Regions from separate parts of the Homo sapiens genome. Here region 1 is linked to region 2. Evidence: chromatin contacts called from ENCODE Hi-C or POLR2A ChIA-PET data. All regions are on one chromosome and are shown on one strand. The core of a region is the stretch at or near the end of the contact, and the rest is flanking DNA. Distances in the headings are between cores, read along the strand shown. Region 1 has its middle 59 kb from the start of DDIAS. Region 2 has its middle 30 kb from the start of PCF11.

Region 1 (3,340 bases), core at 423-2,922, 170 kb after region 2:
TGATAGACTGCATAAAGAAAATGTGGTATATGTATACCAAGGAATACTATGCAGCCATAAAAAAGAATGAGCTCAACTAGCTGGGCATGGTGGTATGTGCCTGTAGTTTCAGCTATTTGGGAGGCTGAGGTGGGAGGATGACTTGAATCCAGGAGACAGAGGTTGCAGTGAGCTGAGATTGCACCACTATACTCCATCCTGGGTGACAGAGCCAGACCCTGTCTTAAAATAAAAAAGAATGAGATTGTGTCATGTCCTTTGCAGGAACATGGATGGAGCTGGAGGCCATTATCCTTAACAAACTAATGCAGGAACAGAAAACCAAATATGGCATGTTCCCACTTATAAGTGGGAGCTAAGTGATAAGAACACATGGACACACAGAGGGGAACAACACACACTGTGGCCTATTGGGGGGTGGAAGGTGGGAGGAGGGAGAGGATCAGGAAAAATAACTAATGGGTACTATGCTTAATACCTGGGTGACAAAATAATCTGTACAAAAACCCCCCATGACACAAGTTTACCTATGTAAAGAACCTGCACAAGTACCCCTGAACTTAAAATAAAAGTTAAATAAATTAAAAAAACAAAAAATACAGGGTAAATGCCATAGTGTCTGGTACATAATAGGCATACAGTAAATGATGAGTAATATTACATGTATAAAATAAAACGTTAATTATCTAGCAGGCCATTGAGAGATGGTGTCTAGTTAATTAGGCTGAATGGCTACTCAGTTACAGGTTTAATATTAGAGTCACCATATCCACTTGCCTGTGTTATATAAGAAAGAAATACTCCAAGATAAAGGAAGAGTTGTAAGATATTGTCAATGGCATTTATCGACCCTAATTAACTTAATCACGTCCATTCAGCTTGTTCAAGTTTATATTTGTTCAAATGCTTTCAATCAATCTGTCTTCATCTGTTACCGGCCAAACTGAAAGCCCTGAGACAAGTAATCTCTTTAAGCCCTGCTGAAATATAGCTATTTTGCCAAACATACAATACCCTAAGCTTGGATCTTGAAAAAGGTGATAAATACTTCTCCAGCAACTGCTGGTTTTGGGGCCTCTGTTTAGACATCTTGCATAATATTTTTTTCATGATTCTTTTGGTTGGTTGATTTTGCAATTATTGAAGTCGTAATCAATAACAAGTATATACAGCACCTGGATCTGATTACAGGCACTGTTGTATCCATTAACCCAGCTCTGAGCCCTTGCAGTTACTTTCACCAAATGAAAGGCTGCTGGGCACCCCTGTGTTTTACAATGTCATGTTATTATTTCCCACTCAAGGCAGGCAAGGGGTGGACAAACAGCTTGTCTTGGCACAGCTGGTGCCTCTAGTTAGCAGAAAATGCTTCAGACTGTGAAGGAGCTGTACGGAAGGGCCAAGTGGTCATGCACTTTGGCTTGGCACATAAAGGGATCTTATTAGAGGAAAGGTGTGATTTTTTTTTTTTACAGGTGAATTTATGTTTCTCCCTTGGAGGCAACTTTCTCTAATCACATCACAAATTAGGCTGAAAAACAAGTGATAGATCAGAGAAAACCACTGCAGGATACCTAACCTATGCTTGACCTTAAGTTATTCAAGTAGTGGCAGACATTGATCAACAGGAAGGAAGGTGTTTCACCGAGAAATGTCTAGCTTGAGAGATGAGGGTTCATGCAGCATTCTCCTTTAGCCTCATGAGTGGCAGTGCAGAGTACTGGAAAAATTAGAGCTCTGGTTCTGCCACTTATTAGTGACATGGTCTTAGCCTTGAGAAAGTTACTCGACCTCTGTAAACTCAGTTTACAAAGTTTACAAAAATATTTTCCTCAATCCTCATAGGTTACTTATAAGGAATAAATGAGCAAGTATGTAAAATATCTAAGAGATGGCTCAGAGGGAGAGGCTCCACATATTAGAGTCTTTTGCTTCCCTCTGTATAATGCACATATTCCTTTTTTTCAAAAAATTGATCTTTAAACATCTTTAATATGAACTAAAACATGAATACGGAAAAAGTGTATTATGTAATGGAACTATTATAAACACCCTTGTATTTGTGTCAGGAAATAGAACTTTGCCAGCCACCCCAGAATCTCTTCTTTCCACCTCAAAGTAACCGCTATTTTCACTTTCGTAGTCATCAAGGAAGTGATGCACCCAAATGTGTATCTCAAGGCACTTAAGTTTAATCTTGCCCATTCAAAAAAAAAAAACAACTAATATACATTTTAAATAATTTTAGTATATATCTCTTTCTCTCCCTTACAGTAATCTGTGGAAGAATGTGAACTGTTTGACCTGCAGTTTCTCACAGTCTGGATTTTGCTGATTTTATATTTATGGTGGAGGTCTGCATGTTCTGTCAGTTGTATATTTTTCATATTGACAGCTGGATGCAGAGGGAGTATACTCATGTTTAATCCCTTTGGGAAGATTATAGGAAGTGGTATCTTCTTCCATCAGAAAGCAGATATCTTCTTGTCTCTCTTTGGAATGTTAGCAACCATCGACGCTCATTGAGTGCATCCATTATTTGTTGGGGGTTACAAAATGGTAATATTCCATTTCTACCATTTAATAAATGCATTAATTAAAATATTTTTATAAAGAGAGCTTCCCTTCACCTATTTGGTTATCCAATGGTACAATTCATGAGAGAAAAGCAAGATAAATTTTTAATTTTTTTCCCTTTTTACCAGTTATCAACATAATAAATTGGTTCTCTATCATTATCTGAAGGTGATTAGTGTTTTTTTAATTGTTCAAAACCGTGAAAAATATTAAATGTCAGGTTTTTGTTTTGCCTTGTTTTTTTTAAGAGATGAGGTCTTATTTTGTCACCCAGGCAGAAGTGCAGTGGCATGATCATAGCTCACTGCCATATCGAACTCTTGGGCTCAAGGGATCCTCCTGCCTCAGCCTCTCAAGTAGCTGAGATTAAAGACTTGTGCAATTGTGCCTGGCTAACATTTTCATTTTCATTTTTTGTAGAGATGGGGTCTTGCCATCTTGTCCAGGCCAGTCTTGAACTCCTGGGCTCAGTTTTTTTTTTTCTTTTTTTTTGGAGACAGGGTCTTGCTATGTGCCCAAGCCTCCAAACTCCTGAGCTCAAGTGATCCTCTTGCCTCAGCCTCCCAGGTAGCTGGGATTATGGGTGCATTCCACCACATTTGGCTTTGAAGGTGACTAGTTTTTAAAATATTATAAACTTATGAAATATACTTATGTATTTATAAAAATACTATATACACTATCTCTAATTTTTAAATCATTTTTTATATTCTTCCAGTAATATTCTATGCATACTAAATTATTTGTGTATCTTGACAGATAT
Region 2 (3,435 bases), core at 860-3,359:
GTGCCAGCCTGGTGGCTAGGGCCATGGGGGCTGGTGGCATGGCATTGGGGCAGTCCTGGAGCCTGGGTCTGTGGGGCTGGTCTGGAGGCTTAGTCTGTGGGGGCCAGCCTAAAGCCTGGGGATGTGGGGGCCAGCCTGGTGTTGGGTGAGCTTGGGTCTTTGGGATGTGGGGTCTTGCCTGGAGCCCAGGGATGCAGGGGATGGCCTAGAGTCTGGATCCATAGGGACCAGCCAGCCACAAGGGTTCAATGAGGAGGGCCTGGTGCTGTGGTTCATGGTGAAATGGGTGTTCACTCCTCTTCCTCCCTCAGAAGGCTTGGAAGACAGATAATGTGGGTAATGTAAAACTGTCCTTCCTACCCTCTTTAATGCATCTTTTCTTATTTCTGTGTTCCACCTACATACTCTCATCTCTTACCTGAATTCCTTAGCTCTTATGAAAGTATTTTTGCATGTAGATAGCTGTTTAAATTAGTGTTTCTGCAAGGAGACAGGCACTAAAAACTCCTATTCTGCCAGCTAGCTGACATCACTCCCAAAACCATACTGTATTTTAAATGTTCCTCTATGGTCTTAAAATTTTATTAATTTATACTCTGGGAAAGCGATTTACAAATATTTCACCATCAAGTACATTTTTTGGTACACATAGACCCTATCCTTCCCATCATGGATCCCAAATTTTGAAAAGTATTGTCAGCAAAGCTATATTAATTCATAATTGTTTCATTATTTTTTAAATAGTCAAGAACATTTGTGAGTGCCCATCAGAGCTAATCTGTCACTCTGAGTTGATCACCACAGCCCCTAAGTTAACACATGACTTAGCCTGGACAGCCCCATTTGAGGTTGAAGTTTGTTCTGAAACCTCCTTTACCACTTCTACAGATCCCTTAAATATCCAGGAACCCCATGTTATGACTTAATGTTTAGAAGAAAGGGTTTGCTAAGCCAAAGTATACTTACCCAGAACCCTGTCAAAATTATCTCTAAGTCTAAATAGATGATATCTACATTAATAAGCATTCAGAATCCATTTGTTATCTTGCTATAAACTTGATCTTCATCTTATAACTGGATAATTTACTCATTTAAAATATGTCTTAAGATGGAATCATTCCAGGTTTATTTTTGGATAGCACATAGGTTCTCTTTAAAAATATAAATTCAGCTGGGCATGGTGGCTCACCCCTGTAATCCCAGCATTTTGGGAGGCTGAGGCGAGCAGATCACTTGAGGCCAGGAGTTCAAGACTAGCCTGACCAACATGGTGAAACCCTGTCTCTACTGAAAATACAAAAATTAGCCGGATTGGGTGGCGCATCCCTGGAATCCCAGCTACTTGGGTGTCTGAGGCACTAGAATCACTTGAACCAGGAAGGCGGAGCTTGTAGTGAACTGAGATTGGGCCACTGCATTCCAGCCTGGGTGACAGAGTGAGACTCTGTCTCAATAAATAAATAAATAAATTCATGGCCGGGTATGGTAGTCACACCTATGATCTCAGCATTTTGGGAGGTCAAGACAGGAGAATCGCTTGAGGCCCTGAGTTTGAGATCAGCCTGAGTAACATGGTGAAACCTTGTCTTTACTTTAAGAAAAGTTAGTGTCCACAATGGTTTGAATAAGGAGCGCCAACATCAGTGGTGTCAACAATTTATTCCTAGCCACATTCTCGAATGTGCTAATGGGACACTCACAGTAAAACCTAACCAGCAGGGTGAAATGTTAGTCATACTGAAACAGGGTTAAATACAGTTGAGGTCCAGGGCTTTTACAATTCATCTTTTTATAGCAGTCTGAACCTTCAAAGTATTTTGGTATCATTAATTTTGATGGATAGAGCCACAGACTGGCTGGAACAAAATGTTTTCTGCCCATTATCATATCCTCAAATCGGAGCTACTAACTTGTTGTCCTGAAGACTTAGTCTAAATGTTCTAAGAGAAACTGTTATTGCCAGAGTTACACCCCTGATTGTTGGTTGAGAACGCAGAGTGCTTCCAAATTTTTTTTTTTTTTTTTTTGAGACGTAGTTTCACTCTTGTTGCCCAGGCTGGACTGCAATGGCGCAATCTCAGCTCACCGCAACCTCCGCCTCCCGGGTTCAAGCGATTCTCCTGCTTCAGCCTCCCAAGTAGCAGGGATTACAGGAATGTGCCACCTTGCCCAGCTAATTTTCGTATTTTTAGTAGAGACGGGGTTTCACCATGTTCCTCAGGCTGGTCTTGAACTCCTGACCTCAAATCATCCACCTGCCTCGCTCTCCCAAAGTGCTGGAATTACAGGCATGAGCCACCGCTCCTGGCCCTTCCAAATTTCTTTGTTTTTGAGTCAGAGTCTTGCTATGTTGCCCAGGCTGGAGTGCAGTGGCAAAATCTCGGCTCACTGCAAGCTCTGCCTCCCGGGTTCACGCCATTCTCCTCCCTCAGCCTCCCAAGTAGCTGGGTCTACAAGCATCTGCCACCACACCCGGCTAATTTTTTGTATTTTTAGTAGAGACAGGGTTTCACTGTGTTAGCCAGGATGCTCTCGATCTCCTGACCTTGTGATCTGCCCGCCTCCACCTCTCAAAGTGCTGAGATTACAGGCGTGAGCCACCGCACCCGGTCTTTTTCCCTGTTTTCTTTGCACCAAACTGTATCTGAGTTTTAGACTGTGCAAAGCAGCCAACTGTTTTTATCAAAGACTAGGTAAGATGTGCTTTTCTGGGATGTGTGGCGGTTATTCTTTGCTTTGGAAAAAGAAATTAGAGGAGATATTAGAAAATATTTATTGAGTTCCTACTCTGTGTAAGACATGAGTGAGAACAATATGATGTGGTTGGTTATGAGCATGGACACTGGTACCTAATTGTATGGGCTGTACCTCTTACTAACTACAGGACCTATAGGGATGTCAGTTTCCTCATCCTAAAACTGGGGTTATGGCCGGGCATGGTGGTTCATGCCTATAATCCCAGCACTTTGGGAGGCCAAGGTGGGAGGATCGCTTCAGCCCAGGAGTTTGAGATCAGCCTGGGTAACATAGCGAGACTCCATCTCTACAAAAAATCAAAAAATTAGCCAGGCGTGATGGTGCAGGCCTGTGGTCCCAATACTCAGGAGGCTGAGGTGGGAGGGTTGCTTGAGCCTGGGAGGTAGAAGCTAAAATTAGCCACGATCATTCCATTGTACTCTAGCCTGGGTGACAGAGCAAAATCCTGCCTCAAAAAAAAAAAAAAAAAGATATAAATAAAGTTATAACAGTACCAGTTATAAAGATTAAATAAGACCGTCTTTGCAAAATTCCTTTAGTGGAGTATATGACACATTTTATGTCCTACATGCTTAATAAATTAGTTTTGATTATGTTTAGTGTTTATGTAGATCTTGATTTTTCCCACTGGATTATAAATCCCCTAAGAAATGAATGAACCTCCTAAAGGGAAGGGGA

The links. A loop is a pair of places that touch in the nucleus more often than their neighbours do. ChIA-PET counts read pairs that join two places held with the same protein, here RNA polymerase II (POLR2A). Pooled maps may share reads with other maps.
Region 1: a pooled map shows a loop between it and region 2 (2.4-fold over the local background). The contact joins two enhancer-like sites. A Hi-C loop is called at or near these places in 1 of 168 maps with a recorded cell type or tissue (naive thymus-derived CD4-positive, alpha-beta T cell) and 9 of 50 pooled maps. POLR2A ChIA-PET finds 5 or more read pairs at or near these places in 2 of 52 experiments (AG04449 and Panc1).

Annotation. Positions count from the first base shown.
Region 1 is chr11:82,958,928-82,962,267 of GRCh38, reverse strand. No RefSeq gene overlaps it. Among named protein-coding and RNA genes, the nearest start is that of DDIAS, 59 kb to the right of the region's middle. RefSeq lists an enhancer at 1,390-1,549. Within about 2 kb of position 1,672, at least 6 of the 41 ENCODE cell types and tissues checked have a DNase peak (open chromatin) inside an H3K27ac peak, as active enhancers do.
Region 2 is chr11:83,125,490-83,128,924 of GRCh38, reverse strand. No RefSeq gene overlaps it. Among named protein-coding and RNA genes, the nearest start is that of PCF11, 30 kb to the left of the region's middle. Within about 2 kb of position 2,109, at least 3 of the 41 ENCODE cell types and tissues checked have a DNase peak (open chromatin) inside an H3K27ac peak, as active enhancers do.